Linked DNA regions of Homo sapiens: region 1 is linked to region 2. Evidence: read pairs that join two places in POLR2A ChIA-PET (ENCODE). Cell type or tissue: MCF 10A. All regions are shown on one strand. Each heading gives the region's core, and the rest is flanking DNA. Links, peaks and the distances in the headings are about the cores only. Region 1 overlaps CDH13 (cadherin 13). Region 2 overlaps CDH13 (cadherin 13).

Region 1 (9,034 bases), core at 706-8,705, 59 kb before region 2:
AAATGTTCAGTGTGTCCAGTCTTATAGCAGGAGGAAGAATTTGAAGATGGCCAGTGTTGCTGTTTCTCAGGCCCTAATATTTCTTTGTGCTCAGTGAACGGGCAAGTTATCCTGAGGAAGAAAATATTTCAGAGGCTTCAGTGCTAAGTATTAATCAAATAGGTCGGGGGTCGAGCAGGCCTTCCACAGTCATTCATACAGGAAAAACATATTGAGGCTGGCCCCACCCTATATCTCAGCGGGGAATAACTAAAGCTATTCAAGAGTCACCTTACATCCACGGTGAGCCACATTTCCTGATACCAGATGCTTTCAGGGCAACCTTGATCATGGGTTTTTGTCTATTGCATCTTCATGCTGCAAGAAAATTCTGTGTGTAAGCATCTCTGTCTCCCAGCAAAATGTGGCCAGTGGAAGGTCCACATGAGGCCTTTTCAGTCTGGCATCCACAGCACTAGCACAGGGCCTGCCACAAAATAGGCCCCCATAAAGACTGGGGTTGAATAAAATGCATTGTTTGCAACACGTAGGCATGATTTCTTCTTTCCTGCGGTGGGGGATGGGACTGACCCATCAAAGCACATCTCATATTTGAAATGTATGAGATTCTTGGATAGTGCAAAATACAATGTGTGCATTACACACTGAGGAGGCTGCTGCAGTTTCTCCAAACCCCTACAGGCTGGGAGACTTTTAAGAGACCCTTAGACAGTGTCACCTTTGTTTATGCAGTTTTCATAAATTTCTTTTACTTGGCCGTAGTCTCTGGGTGATACTTGTTGTAACAGGCAACTATTACAGTACAAGATATCCTGCTTCAGATCTGTGCAGCTCTCCTGGGCTCTTAGTTGGAGTGAATCAAAGCCCCTGCACACACATACACCTGTGTGCACACTCTCGCTTTGACATTCACCTATCCCTCTACTTCCCACCTCCAGAACCCTCTGCTGCTGGTGTTTTTCTGTGTGTTTGTTTTAGATTTTTGCTTTTTTTAGAGAAAGGTGTCTCACCATGTTGCCCAGGCTAGTCTCGAACTCCTGAGCTCAAACAATCCTTCCGCCTCAGTCTCCCAAACTGCTGGGATTACAGATGTGAGCACTACACCCAGCCAATCTCTGCTGCTTCTTGCTCATGGCACCATCCCTTTGGCTATCAAAAGGTAGCTCTCCTGGCCATCCCTTTGCATAGGCCATAGTGGAAGCTTATAATTTGATCTTGGTTTTTTCCTTTAGCTTTGTCCTTTCTGAAATTCTTCATTTTAGCCTAGATTCCTCTTATAATAGAGCATAACATTCCAGCAGTGCTCAAGGATGATTCATTGCCTCAAAGTTGCCACCTCTGAAAGAGTGTAATATGTCCACCCTACTCATTGGCAGGAGGGAGAATCTGATTCTTCTACCCCTTCTGCTGCTCCAAATGATAATAGCAGCCACCACAACCACAGGCTCAGCAGATAACACGCCTAGCCCAGAGCTGCACGTCCTCTGCCTCTCATTTGCCCACCACAGATACCCAATAAAATAGACACCGCTAGTATGAGCTTCCTTTTGTGGCTGTGATGAATTGCTACATATTTATGGTTTAAAATGTGCAAATTTATCTTTTTACACTTGGGTCAGAAGTCCAAAATCGGTCTCATTGGGTTAAAGTCAAGGTGTAGGCAAGGCTGGTTCCTTCCAGAGGCTCCAGGGGAGAATCCACTTTCTTGATTTTTCCAGCTTCTCGGGTCACCTGCACTCCTTGGCTCCTGACGCCTTCCTTGGTCTTCAAAGCCAGCAGTGTGGCGTCTCCAGATATCTTTCTTTGACTTCTGCTTCCCTGTTCACATCTCCTTCTCTGACTCCCATGTCTCTCTCTTACAAGGACCTTGTTGGGCCCACCCAGATAATCTAGGATAAGCCCCTCATCTCAAGATCTTTAATGACATTGACTAAGTTTCTTTTACCCTGTAAGATAACATGGTAAGATATTCACAGTTGTTGGGGATTAGGATATAGGAATGTTTGGGACCATTATTTTTCTAACCACCCTTTTTTTTTTTTTTTTTGAGACGTAGTTTTACTCTGTCACCCAGGCTGGAGTGCAGTGGTATGATCTCAGCTCACTGCAACCTCCACCCTCCGGGTTCAAATGATTCTCCTTCCTCAGCCTCCTGAGTAGCTAGGACTACAGGTGGCTGCCACAGCGCCCGGCTAATTTTTTGTATTTTTAGTACAGATAGGGTTTTACCATCTTGGCCAGGCTGGTCTTGAACTTCTGACCTCGTGATCCACCCGCCTCGGCCTCCCAAAGTGCTGGGATTACAGGCGTGAGCCACCTCGCCTGGCCTTTCTAACCACACTTTTATGCCTGCCTTTGTAACTGTGAAGCGACTTTTGCAGCTCAGAGAGGCTGCCCCATGTGTCCAGCCTCCCCAGTGAGTAAACTGAAGGCAGGGTTTGAAGTAGGCAGGATTTGATCTTGGAACCTGGGCTCTAAACCACTACTACACCATATGCTCACCCGAGCAGTGCCTAAATACCCAGCTTCTTAGCCAGGCTCTCAGCAACTTGCAAGGAAGAGTCATATTTTAATTACCTCTTGAGTCTCATCGAGCACATGGAGGAGACCTTGGGATATTGTTGAGGCTTAATATTGAGTTAAAATGGTGATTGTCTCCCTTGTACAAATCTACTTCTATTTAGACAACCTAAGGTTACTTTGGTTTTAAAAAATATCATTTCACACTAACCTTGCTTTCATTGAAGACTTCTCTTCTGCTTCTTTATCAAACGTGGTGCTTCTGGGCCATGCCTCTCCCGTCTTTTGATAACAACAATATTCTCAGAGAACACAGTGTCCTGGGCTGAATGTTACATGTAGTCACTCACTTAATCCATGCACCAACCCCATCAGGTGAAAACCATTACTGTCCCCACTTAGTACCGTTATACCTCAGGCTCACTGTTGTCCAGAGTGGAGCAGCTGTTCAGTGGCAGAGCTGGGACTGAAACTGGGGACTCTGTCTCCTGTGGGCATGCTGCTAACCCTCTGAGTATTGTGAGTCTGGATGGGAGGCCAGTGGGGATTTATGTTAGACGGTGCCCTGTGGTTGCAACAAATGAAAACCAACCCAGACTTTCTTTAACAAAGGGGAATTGATGAATAGATCTCTCCCCTAACAAGAGGCTGGAGATATGAGACTGGGGAGAGCAGGAGCCATGATGACTCTGGAGCCCTGAGGTCGGCCCCGGGAGCTGGCTTGTAGCAGAGGCAGTGGAGTCAGGGCACCGCCGCTCAGGGGCGGGACTCACAACCCCAGATCCGAGGGAGCATCTAGTGCAGCTCTCTTAAGTTGTGTCCATTGGCCCTTGGGGTGTGGGGAGCAGGTGCCTTTGGTCTCTCTTCTGCCAGGTTGTTTCTAAGAGAAGAACATTGCAATCTGGAAAAGCAGTATTATTGTAGGGTAGAAATGAACACATGGGGAAGAGCATTTAAAACCAAAAATGAAACAGATTATTCATACAGAGTGTGCCAGAAGCTACTGGATCGAATCTCCTTTTGCTCCTTAAATATTTATTGAGCACCTACTGTGTGGCTGGCCCTGTTTCATTCAGAGGATACGAGGGTGAATCAAATGTGCATTGTTAAGTTTTATGGATCTAAGTTATCCCTTGAGTGGTGGCCTGATGGCTTGGAAGAGGTAATACATCTGTCAGTTCTGACATCCACGGTGGAGAGAAATGAATCCTGCCAAATGGAAATGACTCTCCAGTTCCATGGGGGCACAGGTGGCCTGGAAAAAGCTACCCCAGTCTGTGAGCCCAGACAGTCCAGAAGGCCCCCTCTTAGATCTCAATCCCAGCGCATTTAATTTCAGTTTTGTGTGACCCTAATAGAGATCCTTCATCAAGTTTTATTCTTCATAAAAGATCCATTTCCATAGACTCATAAAGCAACTCCTTCTAATTCAGTGTTATTTTATACATACTTTCATTGCTCGCATCAATCACAGGCAGCCGACTTCCCAGCCATGAAACAACAGCTTGCAACATCACCATGTTACCCAATATGTATTTACTTATCAAGTTGGAGAACACATGTTTGCAAAATCAGCAACATTACAGCTTTACTAGCAATTTGCTAGCACTTTCTTCCCGTTGAACACGGAGTCTGAATTGTGTGGTATTTCACTATCCTGGCTCATTTGTATCTTGTAACTGCAGTAGTCACCAGCACCCTGAAACCTCCTGGAGATCCTTGTTGATCATACCTGGAACTTCAGCCAGGTCACTTACCTAACAGGTGTGGTTCTGGAGTCATCGATCATCTGTCCTGCACTACAACTCAAGGATATAGGTCCTATATGTCCCTCGGGCTTCTGGACCTAGCCTAAAGATGCCCCAGACAAGCTGTAATGCAGGGCAAGGTCCTCAATAGCCACTCTGTAGGGAGAATTCTGGAAAATTATCCTACCTGCAAAATGTAATGTGAAATATCTGACATGAGCTGTGTGGAGCTGAGTAGGGAAGTTGGGAGAATAAACCACACTTCCTGGGTTTGCCTCTCGTCTCAGCCACTTACCAGCTAGATAACTGAGGTGATGGGCAAGCGGCTTTACCTCCCTGGGCCTCAGCTTCCCTCTCCATAAAATGGGCTAATGACACCTGCCTCATAGGGTTTGTGGGATGATTAAATGCTTGCAATGCCCTGAGTCATCTGCTATGGTACGAACCCTCATAAAGGTTAGCTCCCCATCACTCCTGCACCAACTTTTGTATTCATTCAGGATTATGCTTTTGTGTGTCCCTCTGAGCCCATACTCAGCCACTTGCCAGTAGTGATGATGGAGTGGTTATTTGACTTCCCTGAGCCTGAGTCTCTTTCTTTTAAAATAGAGATGATCTAATTACCCTGGCAGGGCTATTAGAAGAACTATTTCTGGTGCACAGTCCACACATGTATCTCCTCCTCCATGGAATTACTGCAAAGGTCTCCTCCTCAGTGCCCCCTATATTTTACCTGCATCTTTAAGCCAACTTTACACAGTCATAGGTGTCAGCCCATTTTACAGATAAGGAAATTGAGCCTCTGTAAGGTTGTGTATGTTGCTCAGATCATGTAGCCAGTAAGTAAGGTGCCAGAGTCTCCATCTGTTCAGCTTCTATCATTCCAAGGATTCCACTCTCAAGGCCCCACACCAGGCCAGTAGAATAAAAATCTCTGGGGGAGAGTCTCAGACATCAAGAGAATTTTAAAATATCTTCAATGAGCAGCCAGGGTTGCAAGGCATACCCCCAGGCCATGTTTGCTCAACCTCATTCTCATGTACGGCCCACATCTGGTGGGTCCCACCAGAAAAAACAAGAGGGTGGGGGAAATTTAGCAGAAGTATTTCATTAAAAAGGAGGATGTAGCTTAGAATTCAGCAAATTAAAGCAGAAGCCAAGGAAATAGCAGTTCTCTGGTGTCCAAAGCAAGGTCAAGAGCTGGGAGCCCGAGGAATAAACTGTGAAGCCAGCACAGATCTCCCAGAACAGGGAACCCAGAGCTTAGGGCTGGAGAAGGCACTCCCAGAGAAGGTCCAAGCCTAGAGCAGTGACTGTTTGACTTCTGCCCAGGTACATCTTGCTTCTCACCCCATAGGGAAACAACCGCTGGAGGAGCCAAGTGTTCAGTGAGCCGGTGCAGTTCTGGGGCCATAATGATGAAAAGGAAGGCATGTGCATTGTTGCCTGCGCAGCTGAGTATAGGCACTGAGGCCGAGACACTGAGTGTCCAGGTGACCCCCTGTGTTTCCCAGGCCTTCCGCCATCTGGCTCCTGGCTCTTGACCACGACTGGCTGCGTGATTTGCAGAGCCCATTGTAAAATGAAAACTCAGGGTCCCTTGTTCAACAACAATTAAGAATGTCAAGAGGGTGACAACAGAGCACTAAACCCAGCACAGGGACTGTCTGAGCAAGGGGTTCTGTGCAACTGTGCAGGTCACACGTTCATGAAGTCCACCTGCTCTTGAGCTTGCCTTAGACACCAGGTCTGGCCGCTGAAGTGCAGGCAAGAGTGCTGTGTGTCGTTTCTGACTGAAGCGTTCAATGAGTCAGCATGTGAGTTTGCAACTCTCTGCCGCTCCTGCAGCAGTCAGGAAGCTGCATGTTCAAGGTGGCCTGGCTATAAGATGCAAGGGTCTGGATCCCTAAGCTGCCACTTGGAGAGAGGATCTGCCCCTTGAAGTGAACCCCCAAAGTGGACTGAATTTGAGTGAGAAATTAACTTTATGTGCTAAGCCACTGAAATGATAGGGTTGGACTGTTATCTCATTCTAGCCTAGCCTAATATAGTCTATGTGGTTTTTGTTGTTGTTGTTACTGTTTTTGAGACAGGGTCTCTCTCTGTCACCCAGGCTGGAGTGCAGTGGTGTGATCTCGGCTCCCTGCAGCCTTCGCCTCTCGTGTTCAAGCAGTTCTCACACCTCAGCCTCCCCAGTAACTAGGATTACAGGGACATGCCACCACGTTTGGCTAAATTTGTTTGCATTTTTAGTAGAGAAAGGGTTTCACCATGTTGGCCAGGTTGGTCTTGGACTCCTGACCTCGGGTGATCCACCCACCTCGGCCTCCCAAAGTGATGGGATTACAGGCATGAGCCACCATGCCTGGCCTATGGTCTGTGTTTTTAAAGAGCAAATTGCTGCGCCTTTGCCCTTAAATAGATATAAATGATAGCGACAATAAGCCCATTGTTCAGAATTAACCCAGGAGTTCATTAATATTTAGTGTCAGTTAAGTATCAATTATTTACCTGCTTCCTACTCCAGCTTTATATTACCTTAAGCTGTAAACGAAGAAAAATGATAAAAACTCATCTTTTATTTATTCACTTATTCATGTATTTATTCACTTGTGCATTTGGCAAATGTTTACTAGACTCTTAATACATGCAAAGCATTATTCTGGTGCCTTTGAACATTTTCATATTTGTCAGATATAGAGCAGCATCCTTGATCTCTACCCACTAGATGCCAATATCACATCTCCTGCCCCAGTTGTAACAACCAAAAGTATCCCCAGGCATTGCCAAATGTTCCCTAGAGGGGCTAAAATACCCCTCATTGAAAACCACTGCTGTAAAAAGGACTAGGCTTGCCATTTAAAAATCTCTTAAATTGGCTGGGCGCAGTGGCTCACACCTGTAATCCCAGCACTTTGAGAGGCCAAGGTGGGCAGATCACTCGAGGTCGGGAGTTTGAGACCAGCCTGGCCAACATGGTAAAACCATATCTCTACTAAAAATACAAAAATTAGCAAGGCGTGGTGGCGCATGCCTGCAATCCAAGCTACTTGGAAGGCTGAGGCATGAGAATCACTTGAACCTGGGGGACAGAGGTTGCTGTGAGCCCAGATTACGCCACTGCACTCCAGCCTGCACTCCAGTGACAAAGCGAGACTGTCTCAAAAAAAACTCTTAAATTGGTTAAACAAACAAAAAAAACCACACCGTGTCCTTTTGTTGTTTTTAAGAGTTTATGGAAAAATATATTGGAGAGTTACAATTACTTCAGGCTAATTCAATATAAAGAGTATTTTTATTATTAGTTTGGAATATTAAAGTTTCCACTTAAAATTGATTTTTTGAAGTGTTTTCAGGCAACATCATTTAATTCAGCATAGAGTATCCTATGTCTTTCAAAAAGAACTTCATGGGAATGGTAGATAAAAAGATTAAGTGGAATTTTTAAGGGGTGTAAGAAAAATCTTACTGTCGAAGTCTGGATAAAAGGAAGAAATTAGGACAGTAAAATGAATCATGATGGGGGACCCCAGTTTTGGCCATGTGTCACCTAATATGTCATAAACAGTTCTTCAGCTTCATTAAAGAATAGCTTACCAGAAAGAAGGGCAGACACTGGAGGCTGAACTGCAGCGAATGAAAACCTGAAATAATCACAAGGTGGTCCTGTTGCCATCATCTCTTTATCAGTATAAAAATAAACAACCTTTGAAAACAGATGGAGACAGTCATTGCTCAACTTGTCATAACTTATTACATATTTGGCTGTCAATTTGTACTTAAAAAACCAACTAGCTCCAGGGAGGCAAAGCAAAGTGGAGAGGAGAAGCGAAGCCTGTTGCATTTCAATTCAAGCCTGTGGTAATTTCAGCTGCATGGAGACACTTAGGACTGTTTTTAAATGAAGTCAGCAACTGTCCCAAAATTTAAGGCATTCTCATTTTAAAGAGCACAGTTGTGTTCCTATGGGATGGCACTTCCTCACCTCAAACCTGTATCAGGAGTATATATATCTCGTGCCCGTTTAGTCAGTGCTGCTCTCCCACAGGGTGAGATCTCTCTGAGCCAGATCATTCTCGGACAGATGATGAATTTTTCTGTTCCAAACAGGGAGGTGGGAGGAGGAAGGGCAAAATGTTTCCCATGGATGTACCACTTTTTAAAGTTGTAATCTGGAGTACTCATCAACAACATCTAATTCGTGCCTTTGGGGGAAAGAATGGCTCTACCAACAGACAAGGTCAAAAGCTGGTGGGCCTCAGACCGAAGCTTGCCATAACCTCTTTTGTTTGGCCTTCTAGTCCCACTGAGTGATCTTTTATTTTTTAAATTTGAACTAGTGTCTAAAAATCCAAATTCCCACCTTTTCTTAAAAAATCAAAAGATGGCTGGACGCGGTGGCTCATACCTGTAATCCCAGCACTTTGGGAGGCCGAGTCGGGTGGATCACGAGGTCAGGAGATCGAGACCATCCTGACTAACATGGTGAAACCTCATCTCTACTAAAAATATAAAAAATTAGCCAGGCTTGGTGGTCCCAGCTGCTTGAGGCAGAAGAATGGCATGAACCCAAGAGGCGGAGCTTGCAGTGAGCCGAGATCACGCCACTGCACTCCAGCCTGGGCAACAGAGCAAGACTCCGTCTCAAAAAAAAAAAAAACATCAAAAGATCTGGCTAGTCCAGACTTGTATTTCAGACATGCAGTAATTCCTTTGAGCTAAAAGGCAGCTGCCGCCTGAGGCAGGAGGCACACGCTCCAGTTTGC
Region 2 (9,034 bases), core at 758-8,757:
CCTCTTTAATAATCCTCTTAATAGCAGTGATAACTAAACATATTCAGCTTTAATCACACTTGCACGCATGCCTTCTTCCTTAAATCTAAGTAATATCCCTGCAGCTATTCCAAAAGGAACACTATAACTGGCTATTTGCCATAATAAGGATGAGGAAATTTTGGTTGATCACATTTTAAATGGGAAACTGTATTTAGAGAGATTTTAAACTGCAAAATTAAAAATGCAAACGTGAAATTATTTTTCCATTAAGTCTTCTCCTTGGGGAAATCTCTTCCTCTGTTGCAGTTGGGCGGTCTGGATGGGCTGGTTACCCTTGTGTGGGGTGTATAGTGAAACATCAACTCCCATGAGGCTCATTCTCAGGGGTTGAGATAATAGTAGTCCCTAGTGGGGTCGTCTAAGAGCCCTTGGGAGGGCACTTATCTTCATGTATATATTACATAAATCTTATTTCAAAAGGGATTTCTACTATAAATATTAGATCATCTGTCTCTAAATTCTCCAACTGTTTCCATCTATCTCTAAATTTCCCAACTATCTCCATCTATCTCTAAATTCTCTGACAGTGCTGAGATGTAACGAACAGCATTAAAACACTAAGCACTGAAAAAGAGTTATCATGCTGAACACAGTGTTGTTTTTATTCTAATTTCTAAATCCATGTCTCGTTTAGCATTGGTTGTAGTCAAGAGAGAGACTGTTCAATCCCAGTCTCCCCATGCCTTTTTTCTTTGTTCATTATGGTGAAGGGATCATGGCTATATAACTGTTTAATTAGCAGGAGTCACCTTGAGAAATGTCACCAGGGTGGTCCTGCTCAGTTACTAATGGGGTAGTTATATATAAATTGCTTGGTCCACCTGACTGAAATATAGTGGATTCAGTTTAGGGAGTATGAAAATCTCAGATTAGAAGAGAAGATGGAGGTCATTCCACCCAAACCCCCTCCCCATGAATACCTCTGTCTTTTTTTTTTTTTTTTCTTTTTCATTGTAGATCTAGGCGAGCTTGCTTCTTCAGGAAGTTAAGCCCCATTGTTAGGCATCTCTGAAGTACAAGCAGTACATAGTATTTATGGTTGGAGGTCAGACTCTGAAGTCCAGTGTACGTGGATTGGAATCCTAGCTTTGCAGTGTACAAGCTAATTGGATGACATATATTAAACTTATTAACAGGCTTTGTCTTTTGCCCAGAAATTTTACTTCTGAAAACTAGCCTAAAAAATAATAAAACCTTAATATTTGAGTTTATATGTATAAGGATGTTTGTTGAAGCATTGTTTTTTGTAGGTACAAAAAATAAAAGGTTAGATCTCCATTCACACTACACTGTACTACATCCATTCTAGGAAATACTATATGGCTTTAAAAAATAACTGATAATATCTATGATTTACTAGCCCAGAGCAATGTACACAGCTTACATAAAGAAATGTGCATGCCATTTTTTTGTGAAAAAAATCATAAAAATTCCCTGTGTGTGTTTTTATAGGATTCTGTAAGGATAGTAAAAGACATGGATGATCTGTACTACTGTTTTCTGAGTAATATAAATGGAAATAGAGATTTTAATACAAGCACAAAGGAAAATTATGCATAACAGAATTTTATCTATTAAACGACCACATAAAAGAAAAATACAATATTGATATTGATTTTAAAAAAGATGAAAATAAATGTCAACATATTGAACATTTGGTCAGGTGATTATGGAGCGCTAATGTTTTTCTTACATTTCTGTTATTTTCATATGTATTTGTAATAAAATAACGTTATTAAAATCACTTATAAAGGAAAATTAGAAACTACAGTCCTAGTTAAGTAGGAGTGCAAAAGAACTTGTGAAATGGGGTCGGGTAAGAATCTAGTGACTTCTCTGGAGTTGCAAGCAGAGGGTGCCTGATGCAGACACTGAGCTGGACATGAAGCATGTTCTCTGAAGATTATTGTCTGTCTTCCTTCTAAACCCATGGCTCTGCGTACCTGTTCCTGCTGGCCCTTGAAGAGGTTCATATATTTGAAATGAGCATTTTGGGGGTGTTCAGCTTGGTGCTATTCATGATAATTTGTAATAGGTTAAATGCTTTCAATTAAAGCTTAAGTCAGTGAAGCTCTCAGTTGAGAAATATCAGAAAATTGAGTGCACTGTAAAGTCAGTCTCTGTAGGTCTCCATAGCTTGAATTTTGTGGAGTCACCACTGAGCTGACCTTGTGCTGAGTTTTATGATTCTCATATTAGACACCTTCTTACACATTCAGATGGCATTTCCAGCTGGCTGTCTAAAGTTGCTTCGTAGTCACGGAATCAGGACCCCAGAACAGAGAGCCAAAATTGAGCACTGTTTCCTGAGAGCACTGTGGCTCTGTCCTTGAGGACAGATTTGGCCTGTGTTAAGTTGTTGATGAGCAATTGTTAGGATTAATGGTCTCTGTGAGTCTACTCCTTCTATAACCCAGCACCCAGGCTTTCACATCAACCACGCACCAACCATCACAGCAGCTGTTTTCAATCTGCCCATCATCTTAACCACACACACAAGGCTGCAGAATTCATCTCATTAACTTCCTTATTTTGTAATGGAAGACTGAGGTTCACAGAGGGACAGTGACTTTCCCAAGTCACTCAACTGGTCCTGACAAAGAAGGACTAGCCTATGGCAATCTCAGATTGCCACCTCTATGTTGAAATGACATTTACCAGTAACTAGCCCCTTGGCAGAGAGGAACCCATCAGGCAGGCGGTCTGTGCATGGTGGGTCAGAGGCAGAGCTGTGCATTCACACAGACTGGATTCAAATATCGGTTCCTTCATGTTTTAGCTTTGTGACTTTCGCTGGGTCCTTTGATGTCTCCACTCCTCCATTTCCTGTCCTCTAAAGGGGGAATGCTGGCAGTGTGTTTTCATGGGATAGTTACGAGCATTAAATAACTTTCTTCCGGTAAAGTTCTTGGTGTTGTTTCTGACATCTAATAAGCAATCAAATGTTACAACTGCCACCACCATGGTAGCACATCCTCTTCTGGGTAACACCTATGTTAAATCAACGTACATGGCTTGACTCAGGTGATATCTGTAATCTTGACTTTGTCTGTTTACATGTAACTAGGCCTCTGGTCTCTGCCATCCTATAAATCCATTCAGCCTTTCAGCCTCAGTTTCTCCTGGTAGAGCCTGGCATGGCCTGAAGGCAGCACAGTATAATAGAAATAGGAAGGTGTGTGTGATAGACTAAAAGATGGCTCCCCCAGACACCCAAGTCCTGATCCTGGTACCTATGACTATGTTACCTTACACAGCAACAGAGACTTTGCTGGTGTGATTAAGTCAAGGATCTTGAGATGAGGGGTGAGGGGCTTATAAAGCGGAGTTTCCCTGCACAAGCCCTCTTCTCTTCTCTGCCGCCATGTGAGACATGCCTTTCACTTTCCACCATGATTGTGAGGCCTCTCAGCCAGATATGCTCAATTATCTAAGTTGTCCCTAAATGTAATTACAAATGTCCCTACAAGAGGGAGGCGAGTGGTATTGACTGAAGAAGAGGGAGGAGGCAATGTGATGTGGCCACTAACCCAGAAATGAATTCAGTCTCTAGAAGCAAAAAAGGCAAAATATACATTCTCTCCCGGAGCCTTTGGAAGCAGTGTGGCCCTGCGGCCACCTTAATTTTAGCACAGTGAAATGGATTTTGGACTCCTGGCCTCCAAAACTGTAAGAGAGTAACTTTGTGTTATTTCAACCTAACAGTTTGTGGTAATTTGTTAGGGCAGTCACAAGAAGCTCTGATATGGTTTAGCTGTGTCCCCACTCAAATCTCATCTTTAATTTTAGCTCCCACAATTCCCATGTGTTATGGGAGGCACCCGGTGGGAGGTAATTGAATCATGGGGGCAGGTCTTTCCTGTGCTATGCTTGTGATAGTGAGGAAGTCTCATGAGATCTGATGGTTTTATAAAGGGGAGTTTCCTTGCACAAGAGCTCTTCTCTTGTCTGCTGCCATGTGAGATGTGCCTTTCACCTGCTGCCATGATTGTGAAGCCTCCTCAACCACAAGGGACTGTGAGTCCATTAAACCTCTTTCTTTTGCATATTGCCCAGTCTCAGGTATGTGTTTATCAACAGTGTGAAAACAGACTAGTACAAGCTCATACAGTGTAGAAGTCACTCCTCAAAGGTGACTTCTGTCACCACCCTCACCCCAAGATTAGAAGAGTTCCCATTGCACCTTGAAATTCATTTTCAAAGCATTCATTGCACTTGGGACTATTAGTTTAATGCCCAGCACCTGGAACCAGTGCTTGGAACATGGGAGTCCCTTAATAAAATGTTACTGGATAAATGAATATTTGTCTTCCCAGAGAGACAGTGAGCTTCCTAGAAGCCACATGCGGGCTCTTTGCTGCTGCATCCAGAGTGCCTAGCTCAGCGCTAGTGCATGGTAGCTTCTCCATAAATATTTGCTGAATGAATAAATGGCTGCTTGTCTCCTCAAGTAGCCTATCAGCTCCACATTCGCCATGTCAGTTTCTTCCTCTGCAATCTCTGCAGTGGCTTGCACCATGCCTGGTGCCTTGTAAGTTCTTTGCAAGCAATCATTGGCCATCTGCCTGAGTAGTCACGCTGGTCCGGACTTGAGCGATCCTCTCCCTCTGTCCCTTTGCACTAGAGCAGTTGTCCCATTAAGCCATGTGAACCCTACCGGTGTGTGTTATGAGCCATGCGTTGTGCCAACATCCCGGCAGACGGAATTCAGCAGTGCCACGGGAGAGAGCCAGCGGCCTCCCCTGCATCTGAGCAGCGTGGCTTGTTAGTTCCCAGTCCTTCAGCCACCAGCTGTTTCTAACACAAACTCGTGGTGACAGAGCTCTCTGTAGGAGAAGCTAACTACAATTGTCAGTCTGCAGAGCATCAGGCATCTCTAAAAGGATTCCAATTATTGTTCTGTTCTGCCTGCTCCTATTACAGTCTACCTCAACATCAGCTCTTATTCAGGGAGAGGAGAGCGAGATGCTAACTCTGTCTCCACTCACTCTTATGCCAGAGGACCAGCAGATGCCAGCAGCTGGTGTCACGCTGGAGAAGGGTAAACATAGGTAAACTTCCCCTCAATGCGACGGCTCACTTTTCATTGGTGTGTATTGCACTTAAATGTGCTCGGAAAATCTCAACTCAGCGTGACTCGCAACCTCACCACTGAGCGGAAGATAAATACTGAGATGCCCAGAGGTGAGTCATTTTTACAGGGCATTCCCCAAAGACAAGATGGGAGGTGCCTCCCACACTCTTCACCTCCTCCTCTGTGGGCAGCAGGTCCCTGCCTGAAGCCGACAGACAGGAAGTCGGATCTGTGTAGGTAGAGTTGGCAGGTTTCTCAGCTCTCATAATAGCTCATGGGCATTGCAGTAAGGACCCAGCACAAGGAGGTGGTGGAATGGCACGGCCCACGGCTTCCTTAGTTGTGGAAGTTGTGAGGATTTAAGTATAATTTACATTATCTTTTTTTTTTTTTTTTTTTTGAGATGGAGTCTCACTCTGTCACCCAGGCTGGAGTGCAGTGGCACGATCTCAGCTCACTGCAACCTCCACCTCCTGGGTTCAGGTGATTCTCTTGCCTCACCCTCCTGAGTAGCTGGGATTACAGGTGTGCACCACCACGCCCAGCTAATTTTTGCATTTTTAGTAGAGATGGGATTTCGCCATGTTGCCCAGGCTAGTCTCAAACTCCTGACCCCAAGTGATCCGCCCACCTCAGCCTCCCGAGCTGCTGGGATTACAGGCATGAGCCACAGTGCCTGGCACGTTAATCTATTTTAAAAATCTAGTTGGACTTATTTTTAAACTTGTTTGTCAAGGCAAAATTCACATGACATAAAAATTAACCATTTTAAAGTGAACAATTCAGTGCCATTTAGTGGATGGACAGTGTTGTATAAGGCACCACCTCTATCTATATTCTCATCGCCCCCAAATGAAAACCGCATACCTGTTAAGTAGTTGCTCCCCATCCTCCATCCCCCATGCCCTTTGTAATCATCTACTTTCTGTCTTTAAGGATTTACCTATTCTGGATGCTCCATACAAATGAAATATGCAAAGAGGAGCGCATTAGGAAGGTGGTCTGTTCATGGTGGTTCAGAGGCAGAGCTGTGGATCCTCACAGCCTGGATTCAAATACCAGTCCCTTCATTTTTCAGCTTTGTGATCTTGGCTAGGTTCTTTGACCTCTTCATTTTTCCTTTTCCTGTTCTACAAAGGGAAAATGCTGGCAGTGCATTTTCATGGGGCCGTTACAAGCATTAAATAACCTTCTTCAGGTAAAGTTCTTGCTGTTGAATCTGACATCAAATAAGCCATCAAATGTTACAACCACTACCTCCTCTTCCTGGCTAGCACCTATGTGAAATGAATGTACATGGCTTGACTCAGGTGATGCCTGTCTTTTGTGGCCTTTTGCGATTGGCCCCTGTCACTTAGCACAATGTTGTAAGGTACGTCATAGTGTTTACTGATCCATATGATAGCAGAGGTCAGCACTTCTTTTCATAGCTGAATAGTATTCCACTGTATGGATAGGCCACATTTTGTTTGCCTATCCTTTCACTGATGGACATTTGAGCTGCTTCTACTTCCTCACTATTATGAGCAATGCTGCTATGAGCATGCATTTGCAAACAGTTATTCTTATTTAAATGTGAATTAGCAGTGCGTATACACACCCAAAATTGGGTCATCAAAGCCATGATTTTATTGATAATGATCAAGGATTTCTTCTTTACACAAATTCATTAGAGCACAAATGTCAATGTCTAGGACAATTTTATAGGACAATCTGAAGAAAGCAACAGCTCAGCTGGAATGTGGATATGGTTGAAGTCATTAGTTTAATCATATCTGCAGAGTTTCTTTTGCCATATAAGGTAACACTCACAGGTCCTGGGAATTATTAGGATCAGGATATTGTTGGGGTCCTTTTTCAGTCTGCCATATACACTGTGGCCTGAAGGTTCATTAAGAGTTAACTGGGAGACCAGAGCATAAGGGGTGCTCCAGGCAGAGGGCACAGCATGTGCAGAGGCCCTGGGGCAAGAGGCAGCCTGGTATGTGCAAGAAGAAAAGAGATGCACGGCTGGAAAGAGACACAGGCTTTTATTGGCCAAATTAAGGACTTGGGTCAGCATCCAAAGGACAAAGAGATACCACTAAAGAATCTCAAAAAAAGGAGTGATAAGTTGATTGGCATTTTAGTAGATGCTGTGGCCACATTGTAGATGGGCAAAGTAGAGGGAAATAATTGTGGATTCAGAAGAAGTTAGGAAGCTGTTGCAATAGTTCTGGTGAGAGGTGGCCAAGGCAAAGGTTAGTGTGTGACCGTGAGGACCAAAGGAAGAGGACAGTCACAGGCATCTGTGACTTACAGCTGACCAGCTCTGCTTTGCTACTTCATTCGTTGATTCCACAAGTGCGTATTGAGATCTCAACATGGGGAAGGTGTTATGCATGGTGCTGGGAATGAAATGCTGAGCCAACTGTGCAGTCCTGGACAGGTTAATTAACATTTAGGCCTCAGTTTCCCCAAGATATGATAATGTTCATTTTTTTTGGAGTGTCATGAATATTAAGTGAGTGAATGGAAGGAAAGAGCTTAGGACAGTGCTTGACACAGAGGAAGTATTTGGAGCAGCAAGCAAGAGAAAAAGAAGGAACGAAGGAAAGGAAGGAAGGGAGGGAGGGAGGGAAGGAAGGAAGGAGAGAGGAAGAGAAAGAGAAACAAAGAAAAGAAAAGGAAAAAAAGGAAAGAAGGAAAGAAGGAAGGAAAGGAAGGAAGGAAGGAAGAAAAGAAAAGAAAAGAAAAGAAAGAAACCCATGGACACCCACAGAAACAACCACCCTGGCTTTGGCCCTCCTCTCTCTAGAGTAGTCATTGAAAAATTCACCCAGGACAACATTTGCATGAACACCCAGGAAATGGGTGGCATATGGCATTTGGCATTATGAGGCATTGAGAAATCCTTTCCGTAATATCCACTGAGTATATACTGTGAGCCAAAACTATGATAGCGGCTATGGGGGAAAAATGAGTAAAAACCAACAGTCATTGTCTTCATAGAGCTTACAATGTAGTTGGGGGGACCAATATTAGTCAAATAAGCATAGTAAGAAAGATAGTACAAGGTAAGAGGGGGAAGACCATGTTGCAAGAGAGTCTTTGGTGGGCTGAGTTGACCTGACCACGGTAGTCATGGAAGGTCTCCTTGTGGACGTGATCCTTGGGGTGAATCAAGAGGATGAGGTGGTGTTAACTGAGCAAGAATGGGTAGAAAGAACATCACAGGGAGAGAGAAAAGGGTGAGCAAAGGTCCTGTGGCCAGTGGGAATGCAGTGAGTGTGGGTGTAGATAAGGCTGGAGAGGCCACCAAGAGCTGAACACCCATGGAACCTTGTAGAACAGGCTGATGGGTTTTGTCTTTATACTAATGGAAATGGGAAATCCTTAAAGTATATTAAGTTATATGGAGATATATACAGAGATGCATCTTTGGAAAGATGATTCTGGTTTGAGTGTTAAGGGGAGATGGAGAAGGAGATAAGAGAAATGTCCACTAGGGGACTACCATATTGGTTCAAACAAGAGACAGCAATTAGGTGGTAGAGATGGGGAGAAGGTGCCACTTCGAGGGCTGTTTAGGAGAGAAAATCAACAGCAGCACTAGTGATAAATTGAGCAGAAGAGGTAATGGAGGGTCAGGTGGCCAGGATAACACCAGCATTTCTTGACTGGTGCAATCGAAATTGAAATGGGGATGTTGCGGATGGAGGTAACTCATGCCACAGGTGTTTCATCTTCTCAGTAAAGCAGAAGCCTGGCTCATTTGCTGAAAAAGAGTGCATTGAGAACTAAGGCAGAATTTTAAGGACGTACAAACATTTTTGAATGGCAGCTGTGGGGATTCGAGCAACAAGAATGACTTGCAGAAGTGATGACTTAATTGAAATCAAATTGAAATACATAGAAACCACAGATTTGGAGTAGGCA

What was found. Peaks named below come from ENCODE experiments on the same cell type or tissue, not always from the same donor. Only the 100,000 strongest peaks of a DNase experiment are listed, where the experiment ranks them.
Region 1: POLR2A ChIA-PET joins it to region 2 with 6 read pairs; 1 of 35 experiments calls an interaction of 5 or more read pairs at or near these places.

The regions. Positions count from the first base shown.
Region 1 is chr16:83,469,246-83,478,279 of GRCh38, forward strand. All of the region lies in intron 6 of CDH13 (cadherin 13), which reads left to right. Among named protein-coding and RNA genes, the nearest start is that of MIR3182, 35 kb to the right of the region's middle. In MCF 10A, for the core only: no CTCF peak of the experiment used is centred there; a DNase peak (open chromatin) is centred at 4,036.
Region 2 is chr16:83,528,123-83,537,156 of GRCh38, forward strand. All of the region lies in intron 7 of CDH13 (cadherin 13), which reads left to right. Among named protein-coding and RNA genes, the nearest start is that of MIR3182, 24 kb to the left of the region's middle. RefSeq lists enhancers at 4,653-5,852, 5,062-5,356. In MCF 10A, for the core only: no CTCF peak of the experiment used is centred there; a DNase peak (open chromatin) is centred at 5,269.